2 separate regions of the Homo sapiens genome follow, and region 2 is linked to region 1. A link is an interaction called in ENCODE POLR2A ChIA-PET data of the cell type or tissue named here. Cell type or tissue: PC-3. All regions are shown on one strand. Links, peaks and the distances in the headings refer to the core of each region. The heading gives the core; the rest is flanking DNA.

What was found. ChIA-PET counts read pairs that join two places held together with the same protein. Peaks named below come from ENCODE experiments on the same cell type or tissue, not always from the same donor. Only the 100,000 strongest peaks of a DNase experiment are listed, where the experiment ranks them.
Region 2: POLR2A ChIA-PET joins it to region 1 with 10 read pairs; 4 of 35 experiments call an interaction of 5 or more read pairs at or near these places.

What each region holds. Positions count from the first base shown.
Region 1 is chr20:51,934,169-51,942,501 of GRCh38, reverse strand. No RefSeq gene overlaps it. Among named protein-coding and RNA genes, the nearest start is that of LINC01429, 75 kb to the right of the region's middle. In PC-3, for the core only: no CTCF peak of the experiment used is centred there; DNase peaks (open chromatin) are centred at 3,741 and 8,031; H3K4me3 peaks cover 780 bases; H3K27ac peaks cover 954 bases.
Region 2 is chr20:52,017,810-52,026,142 of GRCh38, reverse strand. No RefSeq gene overlaps it. Among named protein-coding and RNA genes, the nearest start is that of LINC01429, 160 kb to the right of the region's middle. In PC-3, for the core only: no CTCF peak of the experiment used is centred there; no DNase peak of the experiment used is centred there.

The DNA.
Region 1 (8,333 bases), core at 178-8,177:
GCTACTTGGGAGGCTGAGGCAGGAGAATGGCTTGAACATGGAGGCGGAGGTTGGTTGCAGTGAGCTGAGATCGTGCCACTGCACTCCAGCCTGGGCGACATAGTGAGACTCCATCTCAAACAACAAAAAAGAAAGAAAACGTGCTTATTGGCATGGAAAGATGTACATGGTGATTTAGAACACCAAGTAGTCACAAGATGGTTTATGCAGTATGATCATTTTTTGTGAAAATACTTGTGTATTTAGGCCAACAGTAGTTATCTGTTCTATATTGTAACAAGAACATTTATTTTTCTTTTTTAAAATCTGTATTTTAAAATTTGTCTAGAAGAGTTATTTGTGTAAAATTTTTTTTAAAAAGAAGTAACTATACATATTTATATTTATGTTCCATTTATATTGTACTTTTGCCATATTCTACCTACACAATTTCCCAATTTTTGTTCTTGTCTCACTACAGACTATAAGTTGGACTCTGTATTCATTAACATAACAGTGAAGGTGAGATTTCTGTTTTTCCTTTTTTTTTTTTTCTTTTGCCCAGGCTGTTGCCCAGGCTGGAGTACAGTGACGAGATCTCAACTCACTGCAACCTCTGCCTCCCAGGTTTAAGCGATCCTCCTGCATCAGCCTCCTGAGTAGCTGGGACCACAGGCACATGCCACCACACCCAGCTAATCTTTGTATTTTCAGTAGAGACAAGGTCTCCCCAAGTTGGCCAAGCTGGTCTCAAACTCCTGACCTCAGGTGATCCATCTGCCTCGGGCTCCCAAAGTGCTGATATTATAGGCATGAGCCACCGTGCCCGGCCGAGGGTGAGATCTCATGATGTGAATGAACACAGCTTCAGACTCTGGTTCCTTAGGGAAGCATGGATCTGCCTGTGTCATAGTTTCCCATTCTGTGAGTGGATTCAGCAACTCTGTTCTCACAGTCACAGTCCACGAACAATTGCAAAATCTGAAAACAAAACAGTGGCTCTATGCAGCCCAGGCAATGCAAGGAGACTTATTTAAGGAAGCACAATCAAGCAACAGAAGGAATTCTGATTTTTTCCTCTATCTAAAAAAAATTAAGAGGAGTCCATTTAAAGTGATTAGCACTATTTTTATTGTTTTATTTTTATGGATGAGATCTTGCACTGTCACCCAGGCTGGAGTGCAGTGGTACAATCATAGCTCACTGCAGCCTTGAACTCCTGCGATCAAACAATCCTCCCACCTCAGCCTCCCAAGTAACTGGGACTATATGTACGTGCCACCACACCCAGCTAATTTTTAAATAAGTTTTTGCAGCGACAGGGGTCCCGCCCACTATGTTACCCAGGCTGGTCTTGAACTGCTGGGCCCAAGCAAGCCTCCTGCCTCGACCTCCCAAAGTGCTGGAATTACAGGTATGAGCCACCAACCCCAGCCCAGTAGCACTGTTTATTAAAGTCCCCTTTCACTTTTCTCCCTAACTCACTCACAGGCCCTGCGTTAATTCCCTCTTGCTGCTGTAACATTACCACGAACTTAAAACTGAGGGGCTGGCCGGGCGCGGTGGCTCATGCCTGTAATCCCAGCACTTTGGGAGGCCGAGGCGGGCAGATCACGAGGTCAACAGATCGAGACCATCCTGGCAAACACGGTGAAACCCTGTCTCTATTAAAAATACAAAAAAAAATTAGCCGGGCGTGGTGGCGGACGCCTGTAGTCCCAGCTACTCAGGAGGCTGAGGCAGGAGAATGGCGTGAACCTGGGAGGTGGCGGAGCTTGCAGTGAGCCGAGATCATGCCACTGCACTCCAGCCTGGGCGACAGAGCAAGACTCCCTCTCAAAAAAATTAAAAAAAAAAATCTGAGGCGCTAACAAAACAAATTTATTTGTTTATTTATTTTGAGACGGAGGCTGGAGTGCAGGCGCGATCTCCGCTCACTGCAAGCTCCGCCACCTCCCGGGTTCACGCTATTCTCCTGCCTCGGCCTCCCAAGTAGCTGGGACTACAGGCGCCCAACACCACGCCAGGCTAACTTTTTTTGTGTGTGTTTTTAGTAGAGACGGGGTTTCACCGTGTTAGCGAGGATGGTCTCGATCTCCTGACCTCATGATCCGCCCACCTCGGCCTCCCAAAGTGCGGAGACTACAGGCGTGAGCCACCGCGCCCGGCCCACAAATTTATTCTTACAGTTCTGGAGGGCAGAAGTCCTAAATTAGTCTCACGGGATGCATGTCAAGGTGTTGGCAGGGCTGGTTCCTTGGGGAGTCTGGAATGGAAAGTCTACTTCCTTTCCCTCTCCTGGCTTTCCGGCTGCATCCCTTGCTCCTGAAACCCTTCTCACATCACCCGACCGCTCCTTCTGCTGGTGCATCCCCTCTCTCCTCCTTTGACTTACCTGCCGCCTCCCTCTTATAAGTAAGTACTTTTGATTACCTTGGGTCCACCCGTATAATCCAGGATGATCTTTCCATTTTAAGAGCCTTAATTTGGCTGGGTGTGGTGGCTCACAACTATAATCCCAGCACTTTGGGAGACCGAAGTGGGTGGATCATTTGAGGTCAGGAGTTCCAGACCAGCCTCGCCAATATGGTAAAACCCCGTCTCTACTAAAAATACAAAAATTAGCCAGGCGTGGTGGCGCACACTTGTAATCCCAGCTACTCGAGAGGCTGAGGCAGGAGAATCGCTTCAACTCAGGCGGCTGAGGTTTCAGTGAGCCGAGATCAGGCCACTGCACTCCAGCCTAGGCGACAGAGAGAGAGTCCATCTCAAAAAAAAAAAAAAAAAAGCTTTAATCGTATCTGCAAAGTCCCTTTGACTGTGTAAAATATTCACAGGTTTCAGCGACTAGGGCACGGATATCTTTGGGGACCATTATTCAACCGACCACAGTCCGTATAATTTCATGAGAGCCTCTTGCTCTACCAGGCGTTGTAAACTTCTGTATCCCGTTTCTCTTTCCTGCCATACTTAGCCACTGAGACTTCTACTCCTGCCCGTCGATCTTGCTCATCTGAAAAATGGGGCTAAAAAACAGCCCTGATTCTACAGGGCTGTGGTGAGACTTGGATTTAAAGCACTTAGCACTATGATCAACCGCCATCTACTGCTGGCACCGGCTCAGAGCCAGCACTCCTACCGCACCCAAATCTCATTAAATTGAGCCCCTAAACACTTGCTAGAGAGGAAGAAAATGTAAGTACTGTGGGCAATAATTTAATTCATCTGGAGCTTTTTAAAAGCATTAATTCTTGTGCCAATTCTTCCATAGGCATCTTTGGCAAGCATCTATTTTTCAAAAGGTCACAGATGGTATTGACGCAATATTGCCTTTTCACTCATTCATGAAATGCATTTATTGTTTCTATTAAATAGGACACATGATATAAGAAGACTTGCTTAAGGGCTCCATTTCGCAACAGCAATAAAAAAGGAAACAACCTAAATATCTCTCTGTAGGGGAATGGACACATGAAATGGGTATAGACATAGTGGAACCCTCTACAGCTGTTCAGATTAATGCACTAGAGCAGGGGTCAGCAAACAGTGAGCCAAAAGTGACCCATTGCCTGATTTTGTACAGCTCATGGGCTAAGAATGATGTTTACATTTTTGAATAATTTTAAAAGGACGAAAGAAGAATATTCATAATATGTAAAATTCTATGAAAATCAAATTTTAGTGTTCAATTTTACTGGAACACAGCCACATCATTCATTTACGTACTGCTATGACTACCTCTCAGCTATAGCATTAGGGTGTGGCAGAGTGAACAGGGACCCTATGGCTCACAAAGCCCAAAATATTTACTCTGGCCCTTTATAGAAAAACAGCTCTGAACAGGAGATGTATGAATCAACATGAATAGATCCCAAAAATATAATGGCAAATTTGGAAAGCAAGTTGAAGAACGATATGTAAAATACCAATCATACAATTAAAAAAAAGTATGAATTAATTTGAATTCTTTTTTTGTTGTTGTTATTGAGACAGAGTCTCTCTCTGTCACCCAGGCTGGAGTGCAGTGGTGTGATCTCGGCTCACTGCAACCTCCACCTCCTGGGCTCACGCCATTCTCTTGCCTCAGCCTCCCAAGTAGCTGGGACTACAGGCACCCGCCACCATACCCGGCTAATTTTGTTTTTGTATTTTGAGTAGAGACGGGGTTTCACTGTGTTAGCCAGGATGGTCTCGATCTCCTGACCTTGTGATCCACCCGCCTCAGCCTCCCAAAGTGGTGGGATTTCAGGCATGAGCCACCTCGCCCTGCCTGAATTCTTATATGCATGATAAAATATAAGGAACAGATTGAAAGGTACACATACCGTCTTGATAATGGTTGTCTCTGAAGAGGGAAGATGGAAAGTAGAATTTGGAAGAGCTGCCAAAGAGATTTCCAGTTTATTAATGATGACATTTCCCTTTATTAAAAAGAAACTAGCTGATGTGTTTAACAGTATTTGTTATTGGACACACTTTGTGCTATTCGGAGGTTTAACTATACACATACACACGTATTTATACATGTAATTAATTTTTTTAAAAAGCTGACTATGCATTTGTATAGTCATAATTTCTTTAAAAAAGAAATTACTGGGCGCAGTGGCTCACACTTGTAATTCTAGCACTTTGGGAGACCGAGGTAGGCAGATCACAAGGTCAGGAATTCGAGACCAGCCTGGCCAACACGGTGAAACCCCGACTCTACTAAAAATACAAAAATTAGCTGGGCGTGGTGGCAGTCACCTGTAATCCCAGCTACTCTGGAGGCTGAGGCAGGAGAATCACTCGAACCCAGGAGGCGGAGGTTGCAGTGAGCTGAGATCGCGCCACTGCACTCCAGCCTGGGCGATGGAGTGAGATTCCATCTCAAAAAAAAAAAAAAGAAAGAAAATTAAGGGCCAGGTGCGGTGGCTCACGCCTATAATCCCAGCACTTTGGGAGGCTGAGGCAGGTGGATCACCTGAGGTCAGGAGTTCAAGACCAGCCTGGCCAACATGACAAAACCCCGTCTCTACTAAAAATACAAAAATTAGCTGGGCGTGGTGGCACATGCCTGTAATCCCAGCTACTTGGGAGGCTGAGGCAAGAGAATCGCTTAGAATCCTGGAGGTGGAGGTTGCAGTGAGCCGAGATGGTGCCATTGCACTCCAGCCTGGGTGACAGAGCAAGACTCTGTGTCAAAAAAAAAAAAAAAAGAAAAAAAAAAATTTAAGTACCACTGCTGCACTTCAGCCTAGGCAGTGGAGTGAGACCCTATCTCAAAACAAATTTAAAAAAAATTTTTTTAAATGCATGGTTAGGCCCAGTGGCTCACTCCTGTAATCCCAGTACTTTGGGAGACCAAGGCAGGCGGATCACTTGAGGTCAGGAGTTCGAGACCAGCCTGACCAACATGGTGAAACTCTGTCTCTACTAAAAATACAAAAATTAGCTGGGCATGGTGGTGGGCTCCTGTATTCCCAGCTACTCAGGAGGCTGAGGCAGGAGGATCGCTTGAGCCCAGGAAGCAGAGGTTACAGTGAGGCGTGATTTTGCCACTGCACTCCAGCCTAGGTGACAGAGCCATACCTTGTCTCAAGAAAAAAAAAAAAGTTACCCCCAAAAAGTGGACACTTCCGTCTACTGATCACCACTATTAGATTTGGCAACCTCCAACCATACACTTCTCTGAGCATATTTGTGCACCATTTTGCTGGGTATGTTTTGTGTAGGCATTCTGCTCTGCCATCTGCATCTTTAAATTTCAACAATATGTTGTGGGCATCTATTTTATGACTCACTTTACTTTGTTTTTCTTTATTATTTCACTTACAAACTAATAGATGCCCTATTGTAACTTTTTATTTTGAAGTAATTTTTAGATCACAGAAATGTAAAAATAGTACAGTAAGTCCTATTTACTCATCACCCAGCTGCTCTCCACAGTGACATTATCAAAACCAGGCAACAGACAATGACACAATACAGTCAACAAGGCTACAGGCCATAATCGGATGCACTCACCTTTTTTTTTTTTTTTTTTTGAGATGAGTCTTGCTCTGTCACTCAGGCTGGAATGCAGTGGCACGATCTCAGCTCACTGCAACCTCCACCTGCTGGATTCAAGCAATTCTCCTGCCTCAGCCTCCTGAGTAGCTGGGACTACAGGTGCACACCACCACGCCTGGTTAATCGTTTGTATTTTCAGTAGAGACGGGGCTTCACCATGCTGGCCAGGCTGGTCTCGAACTCCTGACCTCATGATCCACCCTCCTCGGCCTCCCAAAGTGCTGGGATTACAAGCGTGAGCCACCGCGCCTGGCCGCACTTTTGTTTTTTAATGTCCTTACACATAGATCTATGACATTTTATCTCTACATAACCTCTAAAAAAAAAACAATTAACACAGAAATACAAAGTAGAGAACATTCAAACCCATTGTGATGTTTGGGCTGTTTTCCCCAGGTTATTTTCTCTGTGTAGATGCTATTTTTTAAAACAACAATAAAGGATCTTCTAAGCTGGAAATTTTTTATTTTTTGAGATGAGGTCTTGCTATGTTGCCCAGACTGGCTTCCAACTTCTGGGCTAAAGCAATCCTCCCATCTCAGCCTCCTGAGTAGCTGAGGAATATAGCTACTGTGCCTGGCTAAAATTTGCTTTAAAAAAAAAATTGTGGGCCAGGTGCGGTGGTTCACGCCTGTAATCCCAGAACTTTGGGAGGCCGAGGCGGGTGGATCATGAGGTCAGGAGATCGAGACCATCCTGGCTAACACAGTGAAACTCCATCTCTACTAAAAATACAAAAAAAAAAAAAAATTAGTCGGGCGTGGTGTCGGGTGCCTGACACCCAGCTACTCGGGAGACTGAGGCAGGAGAATGGTGTGAACCCGGGAGACAGAGCTTGCAGTCAGCCGAGATAGCACCACTGCACCCCAGCCTGGGCAACAGAGCGAGACTCCGTCTCAAAAAAAAAAAAAAAATTGTGGAAGAGGCCAGGCGTAGTGGCTCATGCCTGTAATCTCAGCACTTTGGGAGGCCAAGGGAGGAGGGCTGCTTGAGGCCAGGAGTTCGAGACCACCTGGTCAACATAGCAAATCCCCGTCTCTATTTAAAAAAAAAATTGTGGAAATCTTTCTGTGTCAAAACATATTTAGATCTACCATATTGTCACTGTCTTTAGGACACTAAAACATCTGCACTGTAGCTATTGACTTCTCATGGAAGTCATCACCCAATTCATACCCAGCCTTTAAATTTCATTGAACAACGTGGTGGGCCCCAACTGTCAGAATTTCAGAACTTGAGCCTTGGCATTTTCTGGCACTCTGTGCCCAGGCCTCCTCCATGCCCTGCCCTGGGCATAAGGGAAAGCACTTGCTTCCCCTCAGAGTGGGCAGGACTTCCGGTCCCTCTTCCCATTGTCCTCCCAGGGTTCACTGCCCCCACACCTGCTTAAGCTTGAATCGCTGTTAACATTTACAAAACATTTTTATGAGACATCCACCTTAACAACTTCCAGCGAAATCATTGGGGGGTCGTTGGGGGTAGGGGGTGGGCTTCTGGCTCCCCTTCCCCCACTCCAGGGCAGCTCATTTCAGGTCTGATGTGAACGGTTCCATTTCTGCCTTTATGCATTGGCATAAACATTTCTTGCAGCCCATAAACACCTTGGCCATTTTACCAGTGTCGTGAAGGATGTTTATGACCCAAATATGAAAACTTTGTGAGAATTAACACTTAGGCAAACAGGCTGTGTTATTCTTGGAAAGAAATATCTTCTCAAAAAGACCCAAAGCAGGCAGGGGCTGCATGTGAAAATACACCCACGTCGGCACACTTAAGTATAAAACCCTGAAGATAGTCTATGATCCAAACTCTTTGCTGTTGCTCAGTAGCAAGGCGGTCCTGCAGTTTTTAATGGTGATCAGCTTCCTGTTTGAGTGTTTTTATAGCGTTATTATGTTGCAAAGTGAATGAGGCAAAATAAAATAGGAAAAGAGATGCTGGACCAGGAGGTTAATAAAAATCCGTGTTGTCACTCGACAGCCTCCCCATACAACTTCTTTTTCCATGCACCTCTGAGTCACTTTGTATTGACAGATGCCATTTGCTCATTTACGATGTGATAATAAAAACCTTCAGCCTTGTTCAATGTTATTCTTTTCCTCCCCTGACAGGAGGGAACCAAATGGTTTGTAGTCCGCTCAGCAGGCATTTTTTCATTAAAGATAATAACCTTGCAATGAACAACATTTAAAAGACATTTCAGAAAAGTAGCAGAATTTGGTCAGGGAGAGAAAGATCTATGGCGACATACTAACCACTCAGACCCAGAAACAGATCTGTAAAATGACCCAGGTTTTACACAA
Region 2 (8,333 bases), core at 61-8,060, 84 kb before region 1:
GTTTCTGGCCTCGTCCAGCAATGTCTAAGTCAGACAAGCAAGATAATTTTTAACTCTTTCCTCACTAGCATCAAGCCACGTATTTTTCTTTTCTTTTCCTGTGGCTTCAGGATTTTGAGCCCTACATGCTCCTCTACCTCTCAACATTTGGACCACTAAAGGCTAAATATGTTCCATGTTGAATGGAAAAAATAAGTAACGAATAATTTAAAAGTTGGCCACACAGTTCTCCATTGCTTCAAAGAAAATAAGTGTCTCAGCCGGGCACGGTGGCTCACGCCTGTAATCCCAGCACTTTCGGAGGCCGAGGCGGGCAAATCACAAGGTCAGGAAATCGAGACCATCCTGGCTAACACGGTGAGACCCCGTCTCAACTAAAAATACAAAAAATTAGCCGGGTGTGGTGGCGGGCGCCTATAGTCCCAGCTACTTGGGAGGCTGAGGCAGGAGAATGGCATGAACCCAGGAGGCGGAGCTTGCAGTGAGCTGAGATCATGCCACTGCACTCCAGCCTGGGCGACAGAGTGAGACTCCATCTCAAAAAAAAAAAAAAGGTCTCTTGTTTGTTTTCTGAAGCTCTAACTGCTTCTACAGGCTGTCTCTAAATCCATCACTAGCTGCACAGCCTTTGTTGTTCAACCTCCCCAAGCCTTAGTTTGCTCATCTGCCGTATCGGGATAATAATAATCGGACCTAGCCAGGCGCAGTGGCTTAGGCCTGTAGTCCCAGCACTTTGGGAGGCAAAGGCAGGTGGATCACCTGAAGTCGGGAGTTCAAGACTAGCCTGACCAACATGGAGAAACCCCATCTCTACTAAAAATACAAAATTAGCCGGGCGTGGTGGCACATACCTGTAATCCCAGCTACTGGAGAGGCTGAGACAGAAGAATCACTTGAACCTGGGAGGCAGAGTTTGCCAGGAGGCAGAGTTTGCCATGAGCCGAAATCACACCATTGCACTCCAGCCTGGGCAACAAAAGCAAAACTCCGTCTCAAAAAAATAAATAAATAATCAGACCTTCTTCACAACACCAATAGGAGATGTAAAGGTCTTAGTACAGTTTTTATTAAATACATTTGTATTATTTTTCTGGTATCTTGATCTCTTTTTGTCACTCGATATGACAGGGTAATTTTTTTTTTTTTTTTTTTTGAGACAAAGTCTCACTCTGTTGCCCAGGCTGGAGTGCAGTGGCACGACCACAGCTCACTGCAGCCTTGACCTCCCAGACTCAAGTGATCCTCCCACCTCAGCCTCCCAAGTAGCTGAGACTACAGGCACACACCACCACACCCAGCTAATTTTTAAATTTTTTGGTAGAAATGAGATCTCACTATGTTGTCCAGGCTGGTCTTGAACTCCTAGGCTCAAGCAATCTTTCAGCCTTGGCCTCTCAAAGTGCTGGTATCACAGGTGTGAACCACTGCACCTGGCCCTGGGTGACTATTTTGGATAGTGGCTTAGAACATAGGCTTTGTGGTCAGACAGGTGGGTTGTAAACCTAGCTCACCCACTTTTTAAGTGAACTTGGGTAGCTTACTAGCCATACAGGGGTTGAGAAAACTAAATGAGATAGTCCTTTAAAGATGCCAGCAGGAGACCTGGCATGTATGTGATCAATGCTACAGGGATGCCAGCTGATGCAAGGAGGACATGGTGCCGATTCATGTTGGACAGCAGCAGCATTTACAACAGAGAAAACTCTAGTATTTCCATGATGTTTGTCTACGCATACATATAGCACATAAGCCAACTTAGCCTTTTTGCAAATTCATTTAACAGTTTCTTATAGAAATATGTTATTCTGAGCCACATCAATATAAACCATCACACATTCTTTTTTAAAATATGCTGTACATTTAGAAGTATGGCTTGGCCTCCAATTTGAAGCTTGTCACTTTCTTTAGTGCCTCTAGTTATCACTGTGAGCCCATCAGCCTTGCTTATCCAACAAGTTTATGAATAGCAAATGTTGATGGCTTCATTGAGTTGTGACTATAAATGCAAGGAAAATGAGAACAAGGGTGAAGAGGTGGCTTCTTTATAACAGCTGTAATTTATCCAGGGTTTTGTGCTGGCCTTTGATTTGGGGGCTGACTCTGAATCTAGTGTTCCCCCGGATTGCATTAGGAGCAGCCCTTAGGGGTCAGATGGAATTCCAAGGTCCTGGAATTAGTTAGAAGAATGAGAATGCACATGTGTGAAGGGGCAGGGCAAGGGGCCTTTACAAAACTCATCCTTCAAGACCCAAACAACAGCTTTCTGCCCAGGTGACCTTGAGAGAGGACAGGGCCAACTTCTGGGACATGCAACCCTTGCAGTTACACAGGGCCCCGAGCTCAGACAGGTTCTAGCTTGGCTTAATGCTCTGCTGTGGCCATCTTGAAATTCTTAATAACATTTTTAACAAGAGGCCCTATGTTTTCATTTGCACCATGCCCTGCAAATTCTGTGGCTGATCCTGGGACCCTTGAGGACACTGAGGCTTTTGCTCACCCCTGGGCACAGTCGTGACTGTTATAATGAATGACAAGTATTTTGTACATCCGGGGAATAATACTGATCCCAAGTAACATGTATGAGCCAAGTACTTTACCCAGATGACCTTATTTAATCCGTCCATGGACCCATTTTAGAGGTGATGAAACTGAGACATGAAGATAATAATAACAGTTCACATTTATCAAGCATATGCATAATCTTACTTTTCACAACAATCCTTTACAGTGGCTCACGCCTGTAATCCCAGCACTTTGGGAGGCCGAGGCGGGTGGATCACGAGGTCAGGAGTTTGAGACCAGCATAGCCAACATGGTGAAACCCAGTCTCTACTAAAAATACAAAAATTAGCTGGGTGTGGAGGTGCACGCCTGTAATCCCAGCTACTCGGGAGGCTGAGGCAGGAGAATAGCTTGAACCCGGGAGGTGGAGGTTGCAGTGAGCCAAGATCACGCCATTGCACTCCAAGCCTGGGCGACAGGGCGAGACTCTGTCTCAAAAAAAAAAAAAAAGAAAAGCCTGTGAGCTTAGTACTATTGCTTGGCCACATTTTAATTCCTACAAATGCAAGCTATTAGGTTAAAAAAAAAAAAAGTAATCCAAAGAAAGCAGAAGGAAGAAGGTAATAGAGGTAATTTTTAAAATTATATAGCAAACAGTTTCACAGAAAAAACTAGCTAATCCAAAGCTGGTTCTTTGGAAAGACTAATAATCTACTAGTCTACTAAGTGCTAATAAAAAAGAACAAATGCATAAAAATATTAGGGATAAAAAGAGAGCATAACTGCAGATGCAGAAGAGAGTAATAACTGAAATTTAATACTGTAAAAAATTCATGCCAAAAAAAGTTGAACACTGCAAAATTAACAACTTCCTAGAGAAACATTATTTACCAAAACTGAACCAAGAGACTCCAGAATCCTAAATAGACCTGTGTTGAGAAAATTAAATTAGTAGCTAACATATATGCATACATGTGTACATGCATACATACATGCGTAAACATGCCCACACACACCAGACGTAAGCAGGTTTACACTTCTACCAAACATTCAAGAAACGTGAAAATAAGCCGGGTGCGGTGGCTCATGCCTGTAATCCCAGCACTTTGGGAGGCTGAGGCGGGTGGATCACGAGGTCAGGAGATCGAGACCATCCTGGCTGACACGGCGAGACCCCGTGTCTACTAAAAATACAAAACATTTGCCGGGCGTGGTGGCAGGTGCCTGTAGTCCCAGCTACTCAGGAGGCTGAGGCAGGAGAATGGCATGAACACAGGAGGCGGAGCTTGCATTGAGGCGAGATTGCACCACTGAACTCCAGCCTAGGCGACAGAACAAGACTCTGCCTCAAAAAAAAAAAAAAAAAAAAAGAAAAGAAAAGAAAAGAAAGAAAAAGAAACAGGAAAATAGGCCAGGTGCAGTGGCTCACACCTGTAATCCCAGTACTTTGGGAGGCCAAGGCAGGCAGATCACCTGAGATCAGGAGTTAGATACCAGCCTGGCCAACATGGTAAAACTTTGTCTCTACCAAAAATACAAAAATTAGCCAGGTGTGGTGGCAGTGCGCCTCTAATCCCAGCTACTCGGGAGGCTAGGGCCGGAGAATCACTTGAACCTGGGAAACAGACGTTGCAGTGAGCTGAGATCGTGCCACTGCACTCCAACCTGAGCAATAGAGCAATACTTCATCTCAAAAAAAAGAAAAAAGAAAGAAAAAAACAGGAAAATAGCGGCCACTTATTGCTGCCTGATACAGACAGCTAACATTTATTGGGCACTTACTGTTCAGTAAGCATTATGCTAAAAGCTGTCTGTGTATAATCTCATATAAGGTAGGTACTATTATCTTCATTTTACAGATAAAGAAACTGAGGCCAAGAAATTTTTTTTTTTTTTTTTTTTTTTTTTTTTTGAGACAAGAGACTCACTTTGTCACCTAGGCTGGAGTGCGGTGGCGCGATCTCAGCCCACTGCAAGCTCCACCTCCTGGGTTCACGCCATTCTCCTGCTTCAGCCTCCCGAGTAGCTGGGACTACAGGCCTGGGACTACAGGTGCCCGCCACCATGCCTGGCCAGGATGGTCTCAATCTCCTGACCTCGTGATCCGCCCACCTCGGCCTCCCAAAGTGCTGGGATTACAGGCGTGAGCCACCGCGCCCGGCTGAGGCCAAGAAATTTTAAGCATTTTGCCCAGAGTCCTACAAATGATAAATGGTAGATCTGGGATTTGAACTAAGTTCTCTGTCAACTCCACAACCAGCATTCATTACCATTACATTCAACTGCCAATCAGAACTGAATATGGGAGATCTTGTAGTTTGGGTTAAGCAGAGAAAAGAGCAGGGCCTTCGTGGTCTCTGGTTTTCTTGGTCTATTTCAACCCCTGGGATATTCACTAATCACCTAGTTGAGGTTTCAGCACCCATAGAGCTCACATTCCAGTGTTCTTGAATTAGATGCTCTTATTTGATTATCCTCCTAAGAGATAGCGGCTATTGTCATGTGAAGGCCATTGTCCTTTGGAATCTGAAGGTAATCAAGTTTGGAGGCATGACCTGACTGATGGGTATTTCAGCCACAAGTTTAAGAACAAAAAGACAGATGCATAAGAATTATGCGATGTTCATAGTTTCCACATGGAATCCCATTATGAAAAAGGCCATTTTCCATTTTTAAGAAACATACATCTATGGAGAGTCTCCTAGGGTTGGTTGTGTGCTATCGTGATTAATTCCCATATTATTCATGAGGCCATAGGGCTCAGGGAGGTAAGGGAAGGTGTCCAGAGTCATACAGCTAAGGAGTCTGGAGCCAGCCAATCGACTCCCAAATCCAGTGGTCCCATGTTCATTACAGTGGCATTGGATGCCATGGAATTCCAGTCCAGAGAAGGAAGAGTTGGTTTTGTGGAGTTTGTTGTGCTGGTACTTCTCCTCCATACAGGACAGATCTAGATTTTGTGGAACCTGAAACTTTACAATTGGAGGGGGTAGGGACCTCTAAAACAAACCCTATAAAAACACCTTGTGTTTGCAAATTTTACAGACACATGTCACCATGTGACGACATTGCTAAGGCCCCTGCTGGGGCTATGAAAGAGGCCCTGAAACTTAAGCCTCACAAGCCTAACAAAGCCATTGTGGCCTCTATTTATACCGTGTTTTCTAATTTGTGTTTTGGGGATAATAATAACAGACATGGTGGACTAGAAAAAAAAAAGGGATATGGAAGCACTCAACTATATTATTATTATTATTTTGCATTTTTGTTTTGTTTTGTTTTGAGATGGAGTCTCGCTCCATCAGCCAGGCTGGAGTTCAGTGGCGTAATCTCGGCTCACTGCAACCTCTGCCTGCCGGGTTCAAGTGATTCTCCTGCCCCAGCCTCCCAAGTAGCTGGCACTACAGGCACCTGCCGCCATGCCTGGATGATTTTTGTATTTTTAGTAGAGACGGGGTTTCATCATGTTGGCCAGGCTGGTCTCGAACTCCTGACCTCAAGCAATCCACCTGCCTTGGCCTTTCAAAGTGTTGGAATTACAAATGTGAGCCACCGCACCTGGCCTCAACTGTATTATTTATTCAGTGTTTTCAATAGGCCAGACTTCTGCTGAGTCTTTTTTTTTTTAATTTAAACCTAAGTCCTGTTAGAAGTAACTTTTTTTTGAGATGGAATTTCACTCTTGTTGCCCAGGCTGGAGTACCACGGCATGATCTTGGCTCACCAAAACCTCCGCCTCCCGGGTTCAAGCGATTCTCCTGCCTCAGCCTCCTGAGTAGCTGGGATTACAGGCATGCACCACCATGCCAGCTAATTTTGTATTTTTAGTAGAGGCAGGGTTTCTCAATGTTGGTCAGGCTGATCTCGAACTCCCGATCTCAGATGATCTGCCCGCCTTGGCCTCCCAAAGTGCTGGGATTATAGGCGTAAGCCACCGTACCTGGCCCAGAAGTAACTTTTTTTTAAGTTTAAATCTGTTAAATCTTATGTCTCTGAAGTAAGTATGATTATTATGCCCATTCTACAGATGGAGGGACTAAGGCTCAGAGAATCTGAGTGACTGGCTCTGGGTCACATAGGTGGCAACCGTATAATTGAGACTCAAACCAGTTGTTCTGATTTCTGGACTTCATTCTACCTCTTTGTTTCAGCCAGGATATTCATCCCAACTTAGAACTTTTGTGGTGCTGCTCACCCTCTGCTCTGATACCCACCATGGCTCACTAGTGCCTGTATACATCATGACATTGGATCAGCCAATGATATAGAAAGCGGTATTTCCCAAAATAGCCACACATTTTAAAAACCAATTTGGGAAATTATTTCACAAACAGATTTTATGGCCTCGATGCATGAAAACCTGAGAGTACATTTGCAGATTTTAATTTCAGTAAATATTTGGCATAAGCATTGATGAAACGAGACTTATATAGTTTACAGCCAAAGGTGCACTTTTTTTTTTTTTTTTTTTTTTTTTTTTTTGAGACAGAGTCTTACTCTGTCACCCAGGCTGGAGTGCAGTGGCACGATCTGGGCTCACTGCAACCTCCACTTCCTGGGTTCAAGCAATTCTCCTGCTTTAGCCTCCCGAGTAGGTGGGACTACAGGCGCACACCACCATGCCCGGCTACTTTTTGTATTTTTAGTAGAGACGGAGTTTCATCATGTTGGTCAGGCCCATCTTGGCCTTCCAAAGTGCTGGGATTACACGCGTGAGCCACCGCGTCCAACCAAGGTGCACTTTTTATCATGAAACAAGTTGGGTTTTACAGAAAACTTGCAAAGACAGTACAGCGTGTTCCCATATACCCCTCCTCGCTTTCCCCTCACTGGGGATACATATGTCACTGTTAAGAAACTAACCTGGGTATGTTATTATTAACTAAACTACAGACCTTTATTTCAATTTCATAAAAGGTACATTTTTTTTTTTTGAGACAGCATTTTGCTCTTGTAGCCCAAGCTAGAGCGCAGCGGTGCGATCTCAGCTCACTGCAACCTCCACCTCCTGGGTTCAAGCCTCAGCCTCCTGAGTAACTGGGCTTACAGGTGCCTGCCACCACGCCTAGCTATTATTTTTGTATTTTTAGTAGAGATGGGGTTTCAACATGTTGGCCAGGATGGTCTTGAATTCCTAACCTTGGGTGATCCACCTGCCTTGGCCTCCCACAGTAGTGGGATTACAGGTGTGAGCACCGCCCCCGGCCCAAAAGGTGCATTTTTAAAGGACTTTCATAGCTAACTTTTGTTGTACACCTATTGTGTGCCACGCATTGTGCTTAACACTTTATATCCCATTTAATTCATGTAGCCACCTGGTGTAACAGCTACTTTCCCCATTTTACAGACGGGAACTCTGAAGTCCAGAGTTCACTATGCAGCAGCTAATAAGATGGGGTTTGAATCCAGGCAGCCTGACTCCAGAGTCCCTGCCTCAGATCATCACATTAGGGCATTCCTTGTATTTTCTATCCTTCAAGCTACCCAGAAAACTCAACCCAAGCCCAGGGACATATTCACTCATTCATTCATTCATTCATTCATTCATTCATTCACTCAACAAATATTTTATTCCCTCCTCAATTTCTTCAGACTCCATCACCACCACCACTGATCTGCCCACTTCAATGAACTCAAATGGCTTGAAACATAAGGGTCACAACTCCAGTGATCTCAGGGGGCCCTGGCATGGGTCAGAAATGTGTGCAGTGGGCCAGGCAGGAACTCTGGTGACGACGAAGGCCATTCTCTCTCCAGGGGCTGTGTCTGTGTGTCTTGCCAGTCAGCCTCTCGCTGTTGCCCCCGTGATCCAGACAATGGTCCCCATGCAG